Regions from separate parts of the Mus musculus genome. Here region 2 is linked to region 1. Evidence: chromatin loops called from intact Hi-C (ENCODE). Cell type or tissue: left cerebral cortex. All regions are shown on one strand. Links, peaks and the distances in the headings refer to the core of each region. The heading gives the core; the rest is flanking DNA. Region 1 holds the start of Adamtsl3 (ADAMTS-like 3). Region 2 overlaps Adamtsl3 (ADAMTS-like 3).

Region 1 (8,333 bases), core at 277-8,276:
TACCACTTGACAAAGTGGCATCACTCAAGGGAGCAGCAATACGGGAGGCACAATGGTGCCTTAAATGGAACACCTGGCCCTTGACTCCTATTGCTGAGATGAAGCCAAGCCCCCATGTCTCTTCCATGGCTTTTCTTTCCTTCAGAAGTGCTCAAGGTGCCCTCAACCCTCCTCCATTCATGACTGGGACACCTCTCTTCCAAACCTCTAGGCCCCGGGGCTGTAGCTGTATTTATTTCCTGACAGGTCTGGACTTCTGTGGGACCCAAACCTGTTTCCTACCAGGGACTCTAGGTCTCAGGTTTAGGTGTCCCTGCTGGGTCATCCATGGTCCCCAATTATACCAAGACCGCAGGGGCTGTTTGAATGGGTGATGGTCAAGCTCCTAAGGCTACCAGCAGGAGTGGGTAGACTCTGGGCAGCCTCTGCAGGGTATTACTTAACAGCTGAGGTCCCCGGGGTCTGGCGGTGGTGCTGGGAGAGGGTGGCATCCTCGCACTGGTCTGGCTGGCCTGGCTGGCCCGTGGCGCAGCGGACGCCTCCCCAGAGCGCGCTGCCGCCGGCGGCAGCCGGAGCTCCTGGCACCAGGCCTGGCTGCAGGCCCAGGGCAAGGAGTGGCTTCCAGGAAGCGGGCGGAGAAGCGTTCCAGCGGAGTCTCGCCGTGGCCGCGGCGGCCCCGAGCGCTCCGAGCCGCCTGGCTGCGGCTCGGTGGCCCGCTTGTCCCCGCGTTCCCAGCGCCCCTGGGTTAGGGCAGAGGACGCAGGGCGGGAGGGACTGACGGTACCCTAGACGCGGCGCGCACTTGCGGGACGGGCGGCGCAGGTGGCGGCGCGCGCCCTCCGCCCCTGGGTCGGGGCCAGCACTGCGCTCCGCGCGCCCGGAGGGGCGGGACAGGCGGGGCGGCCGCGTCCCAGCCCCATTTAACTTTGGCGGCGGCGCGAGCTGGAGGCCGGCGTCGGGGACCGTCGGGATCCCGCGCTCCGCACGAGGTGTCGCCGAGTCGGCGCTGCTCGCCACTGTCTCGCAGCGCGCATCCCTCCTTGCACCGTCAGACGCTGCTGCGACTCCGGATTGGAAACACCCGCGGGGGATCCAGGGATTCATCTCTCTGAGGATGGTAAGGTGGAGCAAGTTGATGGGAACGCTACTGGAAAATAAGGTCTTGGTTGAGCACTGCCCTATGGGGCTTAGACAGCTCCAGGCAGGCGCGCTACAGGATCCGGGAATGTTGGACAGAACCTTTCCTGGTCCTCTGCGAGCGAGGGGTGCTCTGGATGATGGGGGATACCCTGCGGGGTCAGCGGACTACGGGCTGATCTTAGCTTGCAGTGTTTGAAGGTCCGGAGGTTTGGCTACTGAGTGAGGTTCGCATGCTTGAAGCGCAGAGAAACGAGAGGAGACGCACGCCAGGGAAAGGAGGCGTGAGGGTGGCGGGCGCTGAAGTGTGCGAGCCAGCGGAGAGGGGCGCGTGGTCCTGGGGCCCAGCCCTGGCCGCCTCCCTTCGTCCCAGAGTCGCCGCCTCAGGTCGGAAACAGCAGCACATTTGCGGATCGCATTAAGCCAGGCCTTAATGCTTTCTCCAGATGGAGAGAAGCCACCGACCCGCCCCCGGACACCGACACCGCCAAGGCGCCCGCGAGGCGAAGCGGGAGTCGAGTGTGACCTCGGCTTTTCCAGTCTCCGCTCAAACTGAGTTCCCTGTAAACTGACAGGAAAACACATTGGGGAAAACGGTCCTCGTAGCCCTCCTGGGCTTACTTCTTCCTCACCTTTAAGAGATTACACTCCGCAAGACTGTGGCCCCCAGAATTCTCTTAAAGGCAGGTCTGGAAGCAGAAGGCATTCTATCATCTAGTGAGAAATTCCTCTAACTATCCAATCTGCGTTCCTATCCTAGACTCTGTTTAGCTGTGTGCCCTTAGGCAGGGTTCTTCCCTCTCTGGTCTAGTTTAATTGGCTTCAGACTCATTTTTGCCTCAAGGAATTAAAGCTGGCAGGTGCCCTAACTCTTGGCTTTAGGCTGGTCCTCCCCACAACCCCCAGCCCCCCCCCCGCCCCCAAAAGCCACACTCTGGTGCTGACAAACAGGCTAGGAGGTGTCTGGGGCAGGGTTGTCCCTACTGCTGGAGCACTGGAGGGATGGGTGAATTGCTGACTGGAGGCAGTCTCCGTTCCCCTTTTTGATCTTGGGGGACTCATCCTAAAGGGAGCCCCATATTGCCTTCATTCTGCAGCAGACAATCCCATCCTGGGCCAACACAAACGTTTCTAAGACACTGCTTGGGCTTCAGGGTCCCTGCCTTCTGATTGGCTCCTTAGCTTACAGATTCTGCCTCTGGAGCCAGAGCTAGTTGCAAACGAGGCATTTTCTTTTTGTCTTTTCTTTCGTAGGCTGTGAGGGAGACTCCTATGATATTGGACCCCATGGCTTCCTGGACAGGATCCTGGTGGCTGCTGACACGAATGATCTTTACGGTCTCTGGTCTTCTGCAGGTAATAGAATGGGCCACCGAGAATGCTGGGTATGCCTGTCTTTGCATAGGAATAGTATTCTAGTCCATGTAAGATGTAGGATCAGTGTTAATGCTGCACTAGAGAATCTTATACAGATGGTATTGTGGTTGGCTTCTCTGTAAGGAAAGCTCAAAGATCTGGGATCCTCTCTGGATCTAGAGCAGGAACTTGATACCGTGTGGGCCCGTTCACTACTGGTGACTTGGGGGCTTGGGTGGACCCTGTCTTTCCCGACTAGAGTGGCTGTCCAGGAGAAGCTATATGTTAGAACTCAGGAAGAGTCTGATTCCCACACTAGCTTAACTAAATAACTATTCTGGATTCACTGTTAACACACCCCGCTATTGTGTGGATCTCTCTCTAGAGAAGTGTCCTGTCCTAATGCTGTGACGCTTTAATACTCTTCCTCATGTTGTGGAGACCCCCAACCATAAAATTATTTCATTGCTATGTCATAACTAAGCTTACTACTGTTATGAATCATGATGTCAATACCTGTGTTTTCTGATGGCCTTAGGAGACCCATGTGACCCAAAGTGATCACAACCCATAGATTGGGAACCATTTCTCTAGGCTCTTGTCTTTTCCATCCAACCTGAGAAGCTGAGCTCATGGATTGCACTCTTACTTGTCTATTGTTTACAGCTAAGGGAGTTTGCTGGGTTTGCCAAGGAAACGATGGGGAGTGGTACAGAGGGCAACAAGGTGGACCCTCGATTTCCCTCCACTAAGAACAGTTCCTGCCTGACTCCAGTTTGTCACTGCTAAATGGAAATGCAAGTCCTGGATTGCTGGGCCTTCTTGTATTTCAAGATAGCTGGGGCGTCCAGATTTCTTCCACAACCCTTTGGTTTATAACAAAGTGAGATCCAGACAAATATGTTTGCGGTTGGATTCAGCCAAGAAGTGTGTGGGCCCCCGACCTAAAAATGCAGGGAACATTTCAGTTAATACCGTGTCCTGAGGGTGGCTGCTAATCCCGTGCAACGTCTTATGTGACTTAGAACAAGACAACACTTCCCTGAGGATTTCACTTCTGGCTGTGGTCTGTGCACCCTCACGATCTTAGCAGACAGCCTAGTACTTAAAGGCTTAAGTCGGTTAAACAAGCATGCAGGCATGGATGAAAATCTATACTCTGGGTAAATGAAGCGGGGGTGTGTGCTCCTCTTGCTGTAGTCTCTTGGATTTACTGCCTTTAAGCCTTTTTCAGTACCCCATCAATTCTGTGGCTCACACACAACTGATTAGTGAGGGACATCATCCCCTTTATCCCGTTTTACAGTGTTCTTCTGTGGCCATATTTTAATGGTTATGTTTTGTTAGAAGAAAGGCTAAAAGGATGGAGAGAAAGAAGTTTAGTGGTTTAAAACATCTGCTGCCTGCACGTGGTGGGTAACAGCCAGCTCCCAAGGATCTGACGCCCTCTGCTGGTGTCCATGGTCAACTGCAGTTATGTGCATACACCCACCCTATAGACACATACAGAAATACTCATAATTTAAAATAAAATATGTCTTCTAAAAAGTTATGGTTGAGGGTGTGGTTTAGGGTTTCTCTGGAGAGCACGGTGCAGTGCTGTGAAAGCAGATGACTTGCTTTTCCATGTCATCAAAGGATCTGAAGTAGGACACACGAAATGTCATTCCTAGTCAGGTGGGACAGAGCCCCTTAGGCAGAGTATTTCCCATTGCCCTGTCCCCTCTGTACCACCTTGGTGTGGTTTAAGTATGTCCCGAGGGGGCATTTACCCGGGTTGAATCATTCAGCGACCTCTTTGGATTTTCCCATATCTGTGCGCCTGTGGCAGTGCGGTTTCCATGCGTTAGGATAATGGTCTAAGTCGTCCGTGCCACCCACTGCTGGGATAGCCAGCAGCACACCGTGTGTATGGCTGGGTCACACATCTGTGCATGGCATCTATTTCCACACTTGTAGAGAGGGACTCAGAATAGTGCACACTCTGTAACATTGTTTGCAAGAGGAAATGCACTGTGAGGTGATAAAAGGTGAAGTAAAACAAGGATGTGGGCAATGAATGTCAACTTCTATTGCTGCGGGAGTTGAGGTTAGCATTGTACCTGCATATTCTGCTATGGAGCTGTAGGGGGCGCTCAAGAGACATGAGCTGAGGAGAGAAGATGCACCTCTTCTAGGTAGGGGCTATCTTCTCAAAGCAGGTTCTTACAGAAGTGGACAGGACTGTCTCTGGTATTCCCCCACCCCCCAGGCTCATTTGAGCGTTGCAAGAAGTTTTCCATCAGTCTTATGATTTTAATGTTGGGATTGTGCTCAAGGTCTTGTTCCCCTTGTCTCCAGATGGGCTATAAGGTACTTAGTTGGTGGAAGACATTCAGGTGTGTGAAGCAGAGCTGTAAGAAGTCTGGGGCATCCTATTTAACTATTTAAAATGAGATTCTTATTACTAAATCTCGGAAAGTGTAAACTCTTGTGATTTCTGGTTACAAGTTGTGACAGGCTCAGGGTTTGACCTGGTGAAGCTGAAGGCTCCTCCCACCCAGGCGTAGGAAAGGTCTCTCTCCTTGCCTACTGGGCCCTGGCAGCTTGCTGTTTGTTGCTTTGGATCTTTCCTTAGGACCTGATGTTCCTAGTGAAGACAGCAGTTGCTCCCCTGCCCTGCCAAGCTTCTATTGTTTTGACCGCTGTGGTATTGACAGAGCCACTGCATCTAAGGAACAGAAGCCTCTGGAAAGTGTGGAAGGCTGAATAATGGCTCCCACATATGTCCATACGTCCTAATCCCTAGAAGACATCCTTGCTCTTTATGTGACAAAAGAGACTTTGGCATGTGAGTGTGGATGCTGGGGTTGGGGAAGTTAGCCCAGCACTTCTCGTAGTGGGTGAGGCTCAGGATGAAGTAGAGGTAGAGGAAGTAGAAGAGGTCGCCAAGGACACTGGAAGAGTAATGCAGCCAGGAGCTAAGGGATGCTGGAAAACTCTAGAAGGTGGGAGGCAAGGAGTGATTTCTCCCATGCAGTCTTCACAGGTATAACTGGCCCTGGTGAACCTGGACTTCAGTTCACAAAACTCATCTAAGATTTCTAATTAATAAAACTATATAAACATATTTATGTATATATACACACATATGTTTTATTTTGATTCTCTCTCTCGATCTGCCTCTCATCCCCATCTCTCTGTAAGTGTTGTGTGTATGTGCATGTGTGTACATGTTCGTGTGTGTGTGCATATGTGTATATGTATGTGCACATGCATATGTTTTGTGTGTGCATGTGTGTATGTGTTTATATAGGTGTGTGTGTGTGTGTGTGTGTGTGTGTGTGTGTGCATCCTGGAGTTTGACATTGTTTGACACTGGGTATCTTCCACTATCCTTCTTCTTTTGTGACAGAGACAGAGTCTTTTACTGAACTCAGAGCTCTCTGATTGGTCAACTGTGTGGCCAGTAAGCTCCAAATGTCTGCATTTCTTCCACAGCACTAGGGTTGTGGACATGAACAGTTGCACCTGCCCTACTGCTCATGGTGTGTAGTGAACATCTATGTAACTCACATCCTTGCTTACTGTTTGGCCATTTCCCTAGAGTCGTTCTTCCTTAGGCTCATGTGCTTCACTGGACATTTAATTTTCTTTCTGCCTTTCCTTCGCTCCATTTTGTTTTGGTTCTAAGTAGTTTTCCCATTACTCCAGGTTTCGTGTCATGAATGTACTTTCTGTGTGATTTTTGAATAAATATTCCAAGCTGTGTTGATGGAGTCTGAGCAGAAAAGACACACACTCATTCTGAATGCAAATTATGGTGTGTGTGTGTGTGTGTCCGTCCAGAGGTTGTATCTTTAACGACTTTACACCTTATTTTCTGAGACAGAGTCTCCCACTGTATCTGGAGTTTGTTGATTGGGTAGACAGGCTGACCAGGGCCCCTCCTGTCTCTACTCCCTCAGGAATGGGGTTATAAGCACACAGTGCTGGGAGCAGCTTCCTTCATGGTGCTAAGGATCTGAAGGCAGATCATGATTGTGCAGGACGCACTTCACTCAGTGAGCTGTCTCCTCAGTCCCAGATTTTCCTACTCTTTCTCTCTCTTCCTGGCTCACTATGGACTAGCCACAGATCCCAGGATATTCAAATGTCCCTCCTGCCGTCTTTGCCCTATACCCTCTTTGTCAGAGTTGCCAGCCCAGAAATGCCTCTCAACTCTGTTTCCTCCTCTGGATTTCCAGACGTCATGCATTTGAAACCAGGCAGGAAGCGTTAGGAGGAGGTAAAGATGAACGGGGTCAGTCTGTGCCTGCCTTGGGGAGGAGCCTGAAGAACATTCTACGAACTCTGTAGGCAGCACAGGGTCTCTGGAGACTCGATCAGGTGGCAGGAAGCATGTCAGGACTGTGCACTCCTGGGAGCTCACTGGAGCAGCTGTTGCTTGGGAGGCTGCTGGCACTAGCCCCACCTGGAAATGGCGAGTCTTGGATTGCAGAGGTAGTGAGAGGCTAATTGTGAACAAGATTCGATGACTGCAGGGGCCCTTAAGAACACACTTAGACGGGGACAGAGCTTGGTAAGGGTTCAGGTGGAAATGAGAAAAAATAAGAAAAACTGTAAAATTCCTTTAGGTTTTGAATTAGGCTTAGGGGAAGAAGTCAACAGTTTCACCTTGATCCTGGGACATGTTTGGTCACTTTGAAGGACTAGGTTTGAGGGGCTTTGGGGGAATCAAAGAAAGTTGAGACACTGAAGAGGGACGTGCATAGCTTTTGGGAGATTAAATGGAATGACAAGATTTTTCTCCATGAACTGCTCGCCAGCATATCTGAGTCTATACAGGCTGCTTCTAAGAGAAAGCAAGAGATTAACACTACAAGGGGAAGAAGTGAGCCACAATGACATGTAACTGTTTCATAAGAGCAGCATTCTCACACTGCATCGCTAATGGTCTGCGAGCCCAAGCGAGCATCCTGGAGGCTACATTTCAGGGTTTACGATTGTGATCCCTCTTGCTTTATTTTTACAAAGATGCTAATTTCCATAAATAGCATGGAAGCATAAAGCAATTTCCTCTCCAAGTATTTTATGCAATTACTTCCTGGAATTTGTCAGTGCTGAAGAGCCCCAGCCAATATATGCTATAAATTACTGTGGCCAAATTCGCAGAAACCCATTGCTCTCCAAGCAGCCATTTAGACACTTAAGAGAATTCTCCTCTGAAAGCACTTTTAGAATTAGGAAGCCTAGCTATCGTAACAATAAAAGTAATTGACAATGTAGTGAAGTCCTCTCTTTTGAATTTAACTTCGAGTTAAAACCAACAGTGGCAGAACTCAGGATGGAAGCGTGAGAAGCCCAGGAAAGGACAAAGGTTTAGCTGAACAATATCATCCCAAATTCTTCCAACCTCTAAGCATCCCTGTACACAGTTCTGACCTTGGAATATTAGCATGCCTGCTTATTTAAAGAAGTAACGGCATGGCTTAGTTGGCAAACTGTTTGATATCCACAGCAAGCATGAGGATCTGAGTGCAGCCATCAGAACCCACATAAACTTGTCAGCCATAATGGCACATGCCTGTGATCCCAGCACTGGGTGTGGGGGGGGGGGCGGGCAGATCTCTTGGGGGTGGGGCCTGCTGCCAGCCTAGACTATTTGGCCAGTCCTAGGTCAATGATAGACCCTTTTTAAAAAAGTAGGCGTGTGAACAATGCCTGAGTAACAATACTCTAGGTTGGCCTCTGGCTTCCACATGCATGAACATGTGTTCATTCACACACACACACACACACGCACACACAAACACATGCGCATGCACGCATGTACAAACATACACATACTTTTAAACACA
Region 2 (8,333 bases), core at 79-8,078, 270 kb after region 1:
AATCAGAATTCACTTAGAACGTACTCCACACACTTCTGCCCTGGCTGGGGAGCTCCTTGTACAGTAATAAAAATGTAAAAGTCTTTTCCATGCATAATATGATTATGAGGAAAATGAATAGGCATTATGGCTATGCAAAACTTCAAGGGCTGCAAATCAGACTTGAATTGCTTCTCCTGTAGCTGAACGTGCCTTAGCACAGGTACCTCCACCTTTGCTCAGAGCAGAAAAAAACCAAACTTGGCCTTCACTTCTTGGTTTAAATATATCCATTTCCATACTTAAGCCTAATAATTCAGAGTTGATCCCACCCTTCTCCCTTCTTCCTGAGCTTCAGGGGATTAAAGAATTGGGGAGAAGCGTAGGTCTGTCTGCAGAGCTATGATCCACTTCTTCTAACTCACAGCTGGTCCCTGGAGCTTGTCCTTGGCTGGTCCACCTCAGCCCAGGTCTCAGTACACACAGTGAGCCTGAGCACTCAGGGCACTTGAGACACTGTTCTGTGCTTCCTTCTGTTCTAGTGTCCTGGACGTTGCATGGGCCATGCCACGAGGATGCAGCACCACCACACTGCTTGTTCCCACAACAGCTCCAGCTCTGACTGTGAGGACGGAAGGAGGTACTGACCCCACCCCAGCGCAGCATGCACCTCCCCTGGAACCTCCAGGGGACAAAACTGCCTGAAATGGAATTATTCTTTGTTTCTGACATAATTGAAAATTCCTATTCAATTATGATTTATTTAGTGCCATTCTCAATAGTATACATTATACTGAAATATGGCCAATAAATACTCTAAAGGGGGAAAATGTAGCACCCAAAATAGATTTTAAAAAATATATATTTATTTACATATGTATATTCTTATATATAAATATATATTTTGAATATATTATGTAGGATATACTTATAATTTATATAAATATATATTATATTATAAATATATTGTATAATATATATTTATAACTTATATAAATAAGAATGATTTATTCCTATTAGAAGCTGTGTTGATTTGGATATTAGCATAATGATATAGCAGAGAATAAAAATAAACATTTTAGTTTTCAAAGGGGATGTTTGTTTTTTCTTTTGCATGAAAATCTGAATGGACAGGTGGTAGATTTGAGCTTGACTCAGGAGAGTATCTGGATGGCCAGCATCCCTCTGCTAGCTGGCTCTACTACCTTAGGTAATAACATCTCAGCCATCAGCAAGTGTGAGGGAACTTGCAAGTTATTCAACACAAGGAAACTTTCATTCCATCATTCTTTATTGTGTGACCTTCGAATACCTAAGTGTCTCAGTCTGCACGTGGAATATTATCATCCATGCAAACTTCAACTTAAATTACAATTAGCGAGCCTAGAGTCAGTCCCTGAGCCGTCCTGGTCATAAAGGACACCCTGTATCTGATTCTTTCTTAATGCCCCCCACACAGAATCCTGCTGAAGGAAGTGGAATGACCTTGACTGTTGGCTTGGTTACTGTTCTGAGCCTTCAGTAAGGTTTGGCAATGTAGATTCAGCAATATTTCCTATTCCCACAAGGTGATTTCAAGCCAGAACCATTCTCAAATGGAAAATGTTTGGAGCAGCTGCCCTCATTCTCAACAGACAACTTAGTTTCCTGCTTTACTGCAAAGATAGAGACCACACACAGATGTGCACCATCCCAGATGTTTTCCTTTGCAGTCATAAAGACTATCTTTACAACACAAATGCTTATATGGATGGAGCCTTTTATTTGAACATAATATACATATTTTTCTGAAACCTGATTTTATATTTAAGAATAGATTATAAACATGTTGTATCTTAGCACATCTTGACTTTATTCTATTTAAGCATGATATTTAATATTCCGCTGTTTCTTTGGTGGTATATTGCTTCAATTTTTTGCTTTTACAAACAGATGTTGCAGTAAACTTCGTAGAATGTATGTCTTTATGCTCAGAGAGTTACATTGTTATGTAGTAGACATTTAGAAATCAAAGTGAATTCATACGTGTGTCCATTTAGATATTTCCAAGTTACCATCAAACTATGTATACAATATGAGAATTATCTCCATTCTCGTTGGCATTGATAGGTTCTTAATCTTTCAATTTTCAGTCAGTGTTATAGAGTTGTTTTCTGTAACATTTTATATACATTTTGATCCCTTGTGGTCCCTTTCTTGAATCCACCTTCCTTTTATTTTTCATTTCACCCACCATCACCCTGACCAAAGCACCATCACCTCTTATGTGGTCTAGCAGCACAGAAATCATGTTGGTCTCCCTCTCTTCATCCTGCCTTTTACCAGCCCAGTCTCCATGCTACATATCAAGGGAGTGGTCCACATGCAAACCTAGTCAACTACTACTGATGAAGGCTCACCAAAACCTTTAATGTGGGCTATGTGCTCAACTCACTTTCTCCTTCTTCATTGCATTCTCTCTCTTTTCTCTCTCTCTCTCTCTCTCTCTCTCTCTCTCTCTCTCTCTTTCTCTCTGTTTCCTTCTCTCCCCCTCTGTCTCTCCCTTCCTTTCTCTCATATATATTGAATATATGATATATTAAATTATTATATTATTATATTTATTATATATTAAATCCTTATGGTCCTTGGATAAACCTTACAAGTTCAATTAAAATCAGCAATCAGCAAAAGCAAGAAGCAGAAAATATAAAAGAAGGAAAAGGAGGCATGGAGGTTCTGACTCTAATCAGTTTGGATCTTACACAAAGGATATGGAAGTAAAATGGAAGAATAGATTTGATTTGAATCATATATGGAAATTTCCAAGGGCTGTGCTTGTGTGTGAGGTGTCATGTGCCTTTTACTTGTATGGTTTTATCTGACAGATTGTCTGACCTATATTATAACCTGCTGTTTTTCGAGTTACGATGTTACTTTGCCTCGTGTGTCTGGTGGTTTGTGAATAGGGAATTAAGTTGGTTAGTAGAGAGAGCTGCTGAGGAGAGTTTCTCTGAAGCTTTATAACCTTGTTTTTTATTTCCAGCCTTGTCTAGGAGTCAGAAAATCCTGGGAAGGCCTAGATCTTTGTCCTCTTGTGTCTATTTCTGATAAATAGCCAGGCTTGGGCACCATTGACAGCCGTTAGAATTGATCTTCCTGGTGGCACAAGGATTATTTGAAGCAGGGATAGAGTGAGAGATGGAGGCAAATGAGTAGATTAGTCACTTCAGGATTCCTACTGCCATCATACATTGGTAAACACATGAGACCCAACTGTATTAAGTGTTATTTGTACAATCTCCATTTGACTTGGATGTCCCCATTCCAAGCCATTTTGTCCCTGCTCTCAAAATAGATGCCCCTCTGCATCTTTTTCAGCCAGTGAGAAGTCCTGGCCTCCTGTTGCTTTAACAGCACCCTGGACCTCTCATCCTTTGTATTTAGAAAGGACTTGCCTTCAACCAAGAGGAAACTCTTGAATTACTTACGTCTCTTTAGATTGGAGACAACAGAAGCCAACTTTGAAGAATTTCTGCAGAGAGAGCAAAGACTTATTAATAAGATGGATCACCTAACACTTTTATATCCTCTGTTTACTACCCTGTTAATTTTATTCTTTGAATGTGTGTTCAATTGGGTTTTTTGTTTGTTTGTTTGTTTTTGTTTGTTTGTTTGTTTGTTTGTTTTTTAGATATCTGACCATTGCAGCAGGAGAAGGCTAGAGAGTATTCAGTCTTCACTGTTGGTCAAAGTGACTCAACTTTTGGGAATTAAGATTTATACCCACTGGGGAAAACAAAAGAAATTAGCAGGACAATCCTCCCTGGCTCCTCTTTTAAAATGTATAACCAGTTTGGTAGAGCATTGTTTCCTAGTTAAACCCTTTGATGGTGTCTCCGCCTACTGGCAAATCCAAGCATCGCTTCCACTTTGTATAACACTCTTCTTCATGAGTAAGGTTGTCACAAGTTTCTCCATTTACTTGCCCTTTCAATGATATTTCAATATCCCTTAGAAGAGATGCTGAATAAACTGTAAAATTAGTTACAGTAATGACCAGAGTGTCCAATAGGCTTTGAGCAGATCCAGCAGGACGATATCTGGAGAATGGGAAGTCATTGGCTTGTTCTCTCAGCTCTGCAGCTTTTTGTATTTGGCTTTGTTCTTGACTTTTTTAAAAACAGCCTTCCACCTCTCTGGTCTATGTGGCAGACACTATTATACAAGTTTCATGCCTGTTCCACATCTTCCAGATTTCAAAGAGAAAGGCAACTACTGAATCACTTCACTTTAGGACCCTTTCCCAGTCATCTTTGGGAACAGAGACTGTCTCCTACCTTCTGCATATACCTTCCATGGCAATATGTCCTAGGGAACAGGAAAAAAAAATCCCTAAAAGTGGATCTGCTGAGATGCTGTCCTCTGAGGTCATGATCTTTCCAAACATCAGCAACCACTAGTTTCTTTGTGTTTTAGACTCCACTTTCCAAATAGATTTGGTCTCTGTACTCACTGGTTACAAATCTACACATGGCCTGGATGTAACTCTGACCACACACCATTGGGCAGGTGAGGTTGCTGGCATATGCATTCTTGTTCATAGTGCAGTATTTTCAGGGCTTAGTAACAGCAACATAAGGCTTGTGAACGATGTTCAAGTGACTTATCATAGTAGTAACTCTCGTTTGCCTAAACTCATCGGCTCTAGATTGCCAGGAGAGTCCACTCTTGGGTTATGCATTAATTTGAAATTGGAAGTCCCTGGGAGCATGCAGCTTGTTGGCTGTGGTTTGTGGGTTTTGTGTTTTGTTTTTGTTTTTGTTTTTTTTTTTGTCATGTTTTGAGGTGAGGGTATGCTCAGCCTCAGGTATTGGACAATGATGTCACTATTACTCTAAACTGTATGGCATAGAAGCAGGGGTTAAATGTGTGTGTGTGTGTGTGTGTGTGTGTGTGTGTGTGTGTGTGTATACCACTGTTGGGAATTGAACCTAGGCCCTTTGTGCTTTCTGTGGCTGAGGTAGAACTTGACCTCTGAGTCCTCCTACTTCAGAATCCCAAGTAGCTGGAGTTAACAGGCATGCTCCCCTCCCCCATGCCCAGTTCAGGCCTCGGTTCTAGATAGAACACACTAAGATGCATAGAACTTGTGCTGGCCATCAGTGGAAGACCAAAGCCTTCCCTGGTGGTCAGGAATCCTTTGCGTTGATTTCACACCCCATTGATTTTCCCTGCATACACCTGCATGCAAGCACTCACCACTGGTATCTCACAGAGCATTGCTCTCTTCCTGCCTCACACGTGGCAGCTCTGCGACTTGCTGGTCCTCTTTGCGGGCTTCAACTTCATTTCATCCATTTCTTCTGTTTTATACCCATGTGGTTGACACTCTAAGCCTTAGATAAGTGTTTGTTGACTATTTTCTAGTAGCTCTTCATTTTTAATCAAATGTCTCTGTCAATTTCCAGAGCCTTCCTAGCATATCTAATGCAGGGAACAGTCTGTATTCTGAAGTATCTAATTATCTTTATTATGGTCAGATTGCCCCACTACTCTGCTTAGCCAGCTATGAACAGTACAAATCAGTTTTCTAAGGACGCCTTTAGTACATTAAATTCAGAGAAGGAGAAAGGGCTTGATCAATGCCAGAAAACAGTGGCATCTTCTCCCATTTTGCACACACACACACACACACACACACACACACACACACATATTTATTTCTTTTCATTTCAGACCTGCCTTTGGAAGGAACTGCACCTTGGGGCCATGTGAAGCATGTTGGCGTGTGGGCCCCTGGAAGCCCTGTACAGCAGTCTGTGGCAGGGGCTTCCAGTCTCGCAAAGTCGACTGCATTCACACAGGGAGCTGCAAAATTGTGGCGGACAGATACTGTGTGCAGGTGAAACCAGCTGCCTGGAGGCACTGTCTCGGGCCTTCCTGTGATAGTACGTACCCCTCTCAGGTATCACCAGTTCCCAAGAAGCCTGGTCAAAACCGGGACACTAATGTGCCTTCCTTGTCCAGGGGAGGGGTTGTGGGCTGCAGCATTGATTCTTAAAGTAGTAGCAGCCATTCCACACACATTTTCCTTTGCAGTCTCCTCTGCTAAGAGCAAGCCAATGGTGCTCATATAGGTGAACAAATGTCCTAACATTACATAGTGAATGTAACTTCCTGTTACTCTTGCATGGGATAAGTATGAGACATTCATAAATTTTCCGAGGAGCCCATGACCCTACAAAAAGTAACCTCTGCCCTCAGCACTGAGAGAAGTCACGTGGGTGAGAGGACCTGTGACCACAGGAGTGCTCAGGGTGTCACAGGAAGCCACTGGCCCTGTGGAGAAGTAAGCCCACTGTGTGCCTAACATTAGTGCAGAGCAGGAGCCCCAGGCATGCCTCTTTACTTGCTCACGCTCTAATGAACCCATGCTATGGATTCTTTTCTCTCTTTGTTCTTTCAGGAAACTGCACGGACACAACTCACTACTGTATGTTCGTAAAGCACCTTAACCTGTGCTCTCTGGCCGTCTACAGACAAAGGTGCTGCCAGTCATGTCAAGAAGGGTAAAGCTTTGGCAAGGTTGTGATGCTGCTGTGCTGAGAAGCTAAAGCTAAAGAGGCTCTTTTCCCAGTATCCCTGGTTCAAAACCACGTACTCTTAAAGTCTCTAGACACGATGATCAAGTGGAGGTTAATGCAGAAACAGTACCCGATACAATTTTATAAGGTTAACTTTTCCAGCGGTTGTTTTTTTTTTTTTTTTTTTCATTCCAGTTCCTATAAAGGATATAGTTTAGGACTAACACAAATGCATCAACAGCAATGTGTTGCTCTCGGGACCTCATCACAAACACATCATCACCTGCTGTGCTTTGTAAACCAGCGAAGAATGGTACATCCTGAAGTCTGCAACTGAGGACTTCGCTCAAGTTGTAGAGTTTCAACACATTTATGCAGTATTTATGTTTTAAAGGTTTTGGCCAGTAGCCTTTCAAATGTTGGCACTAAAGGCATATCTATAGATCCTTATGTTTATTATGTGAAGAGGAGACAACCTCACTGGACAGCTTATAACACCAACCGAGCCAAGGATTCTCCACAGATAACATTGTCTTCACTCTTAAAGCATCTATGGAAGAAAACACAGTAGGTACAGCTGCCACTTTCATAACTACGGAAGCCTATCTGTGGCCAAATAAGGCATCTTGGAAATCAAAGAAGAGGAAAAGCTAACCTTTTCTACTGATGTTGAAGTATATTCAAAGCTTTCTTTTAAGAGCTGTGAATGAAACTTTATCTAAGCACTATTGCACACAGAGATCCAAGCCTTATTAGATGTAATTTATGCATACAGTAATATTCCTGGGGATTTTTATTTTAGAAAGTATATAAGAGATTAATCTAAATAAGAAAATGTAATAGTTGAAAGAATTGTTTATGGTAAATGATTATTTTCATTTGAGCCGATTTTTGTAGATAAGTCCAAAGTCCATTAGAATTATGGTGAAATAACAATTTGGGGGTTAGGAATTAGAGCTGGGATTTGGGTTGTGCTTTGGGAAAGAAGGGCTGAATTCATCTTGGACTAGCACTAGGATTCGGTTAGGTGAGAAAGGAAGGTACATTAGGGCTAAGACCAGGGCTGCCTTTAAAGTTAAGGGCTACCGTTTAGGGTTGGGCCTCTACATCCAAGGCTGCTGTTCGTGACATTGGAGTAAACTTTTGCTCCTTGGGAAGGGTCAGGCTAGCATCCAAGTTCACCTCCTACAACTGATTTGGCTATGGGGACCTTTCCATGATATTTTACCAGTTGTAGCTTTAGATGCTGCACAACCCCAAATAAGTGGTCCTGTTTCTTTACTCGGTGTCCCGGCTGCTTGCACACATAGCACCCACGGCCTCCTGGCACACAACCTTTCCTGAGGCAGGTTGTGTTGGACCTACCTCCTGATCAACATGTGAACGGCACATTGTGGCTTTGGGTTTGTTTGTAGAGAGGCTTGCTGAGCCTCTCTGCCATCTTCTGAGCACAGGTCTCTCTCACATTCCAACTTCAGCCTCACCGACACTGGGATGAACACTACTGTAGGTGGAGGGTTTGGTGGTCTGGAACAGACAGGGACAGGAAGAAGCACACCAGCCCTTGAGTTGTTAGTCAGCAATCACATACGATTGTTGGACTTATTAAATTAAAACAAAGATCATTTGTAAAATACTCCTTGTATATATTTATTCTATGACTCCAAGGTGCAATATTTTATTTTGTACAGTACATAATAAAGACATGGGACATATATTTTTCATACTAACAAAATTTCTTATTAAACTGCTTCACCTTTGTATTTAACATTAAAAAATAACCTATTT

What was found. Peaks named below come from ENCODE experiments on the same cell type or tissue, not always from the same donor. Only the 100,000 strongest peaks of a DNase experiment are listed, where the experiment ranks them.
Region 2: it touches region 1 in a loop (3-fold over the local background); 4 of 42 quality-filtered maps call a loop at or near these places.

Annotation. Positions count from the first base shown.
Region 1 is chr7:82,334,794-82,343,126 of GRCm38, forward strand. It overlaps Adamtsl3 (ADAMTS-like 3), which reads left to right and starts at 901. Exons shown (of 30, transcript NM_001190374.1): 1 at 901-1,117; 2 at 2,392-2,493. The coding sequence starts at 1,115. In left cerebral cortex, for the core only: CTCF peaks have their summits at 1,521, 3,959 (motif pointing left) and 4,624 (motif pointing right); DNase peaks (open chromatin) are centred at 477 and 4,610; H3K4me3 peaks cover 1,007 bases.
Region 2 is chr7:82,605,965-82,614,297 of GRCm38, forward strand. It overlaps Adamtsl3 (ADAMTS-like 3), which reads left to right. Exons shown (of 30, transcript NM_001190374.1): 28 at 522-619; 29 at 5,698-5,909; 30 at 6,428-8,333. The coding sequence ends at 6,534. Among named protein-coding and RNA genes, the nearest start is that of Saxo2, 38 kb to the right of the region's middle. In left cerebral cortex, for the core only: a CTCF peak has its summit at 3,864; a DNase peak (open chromatin) is centred at 3,870.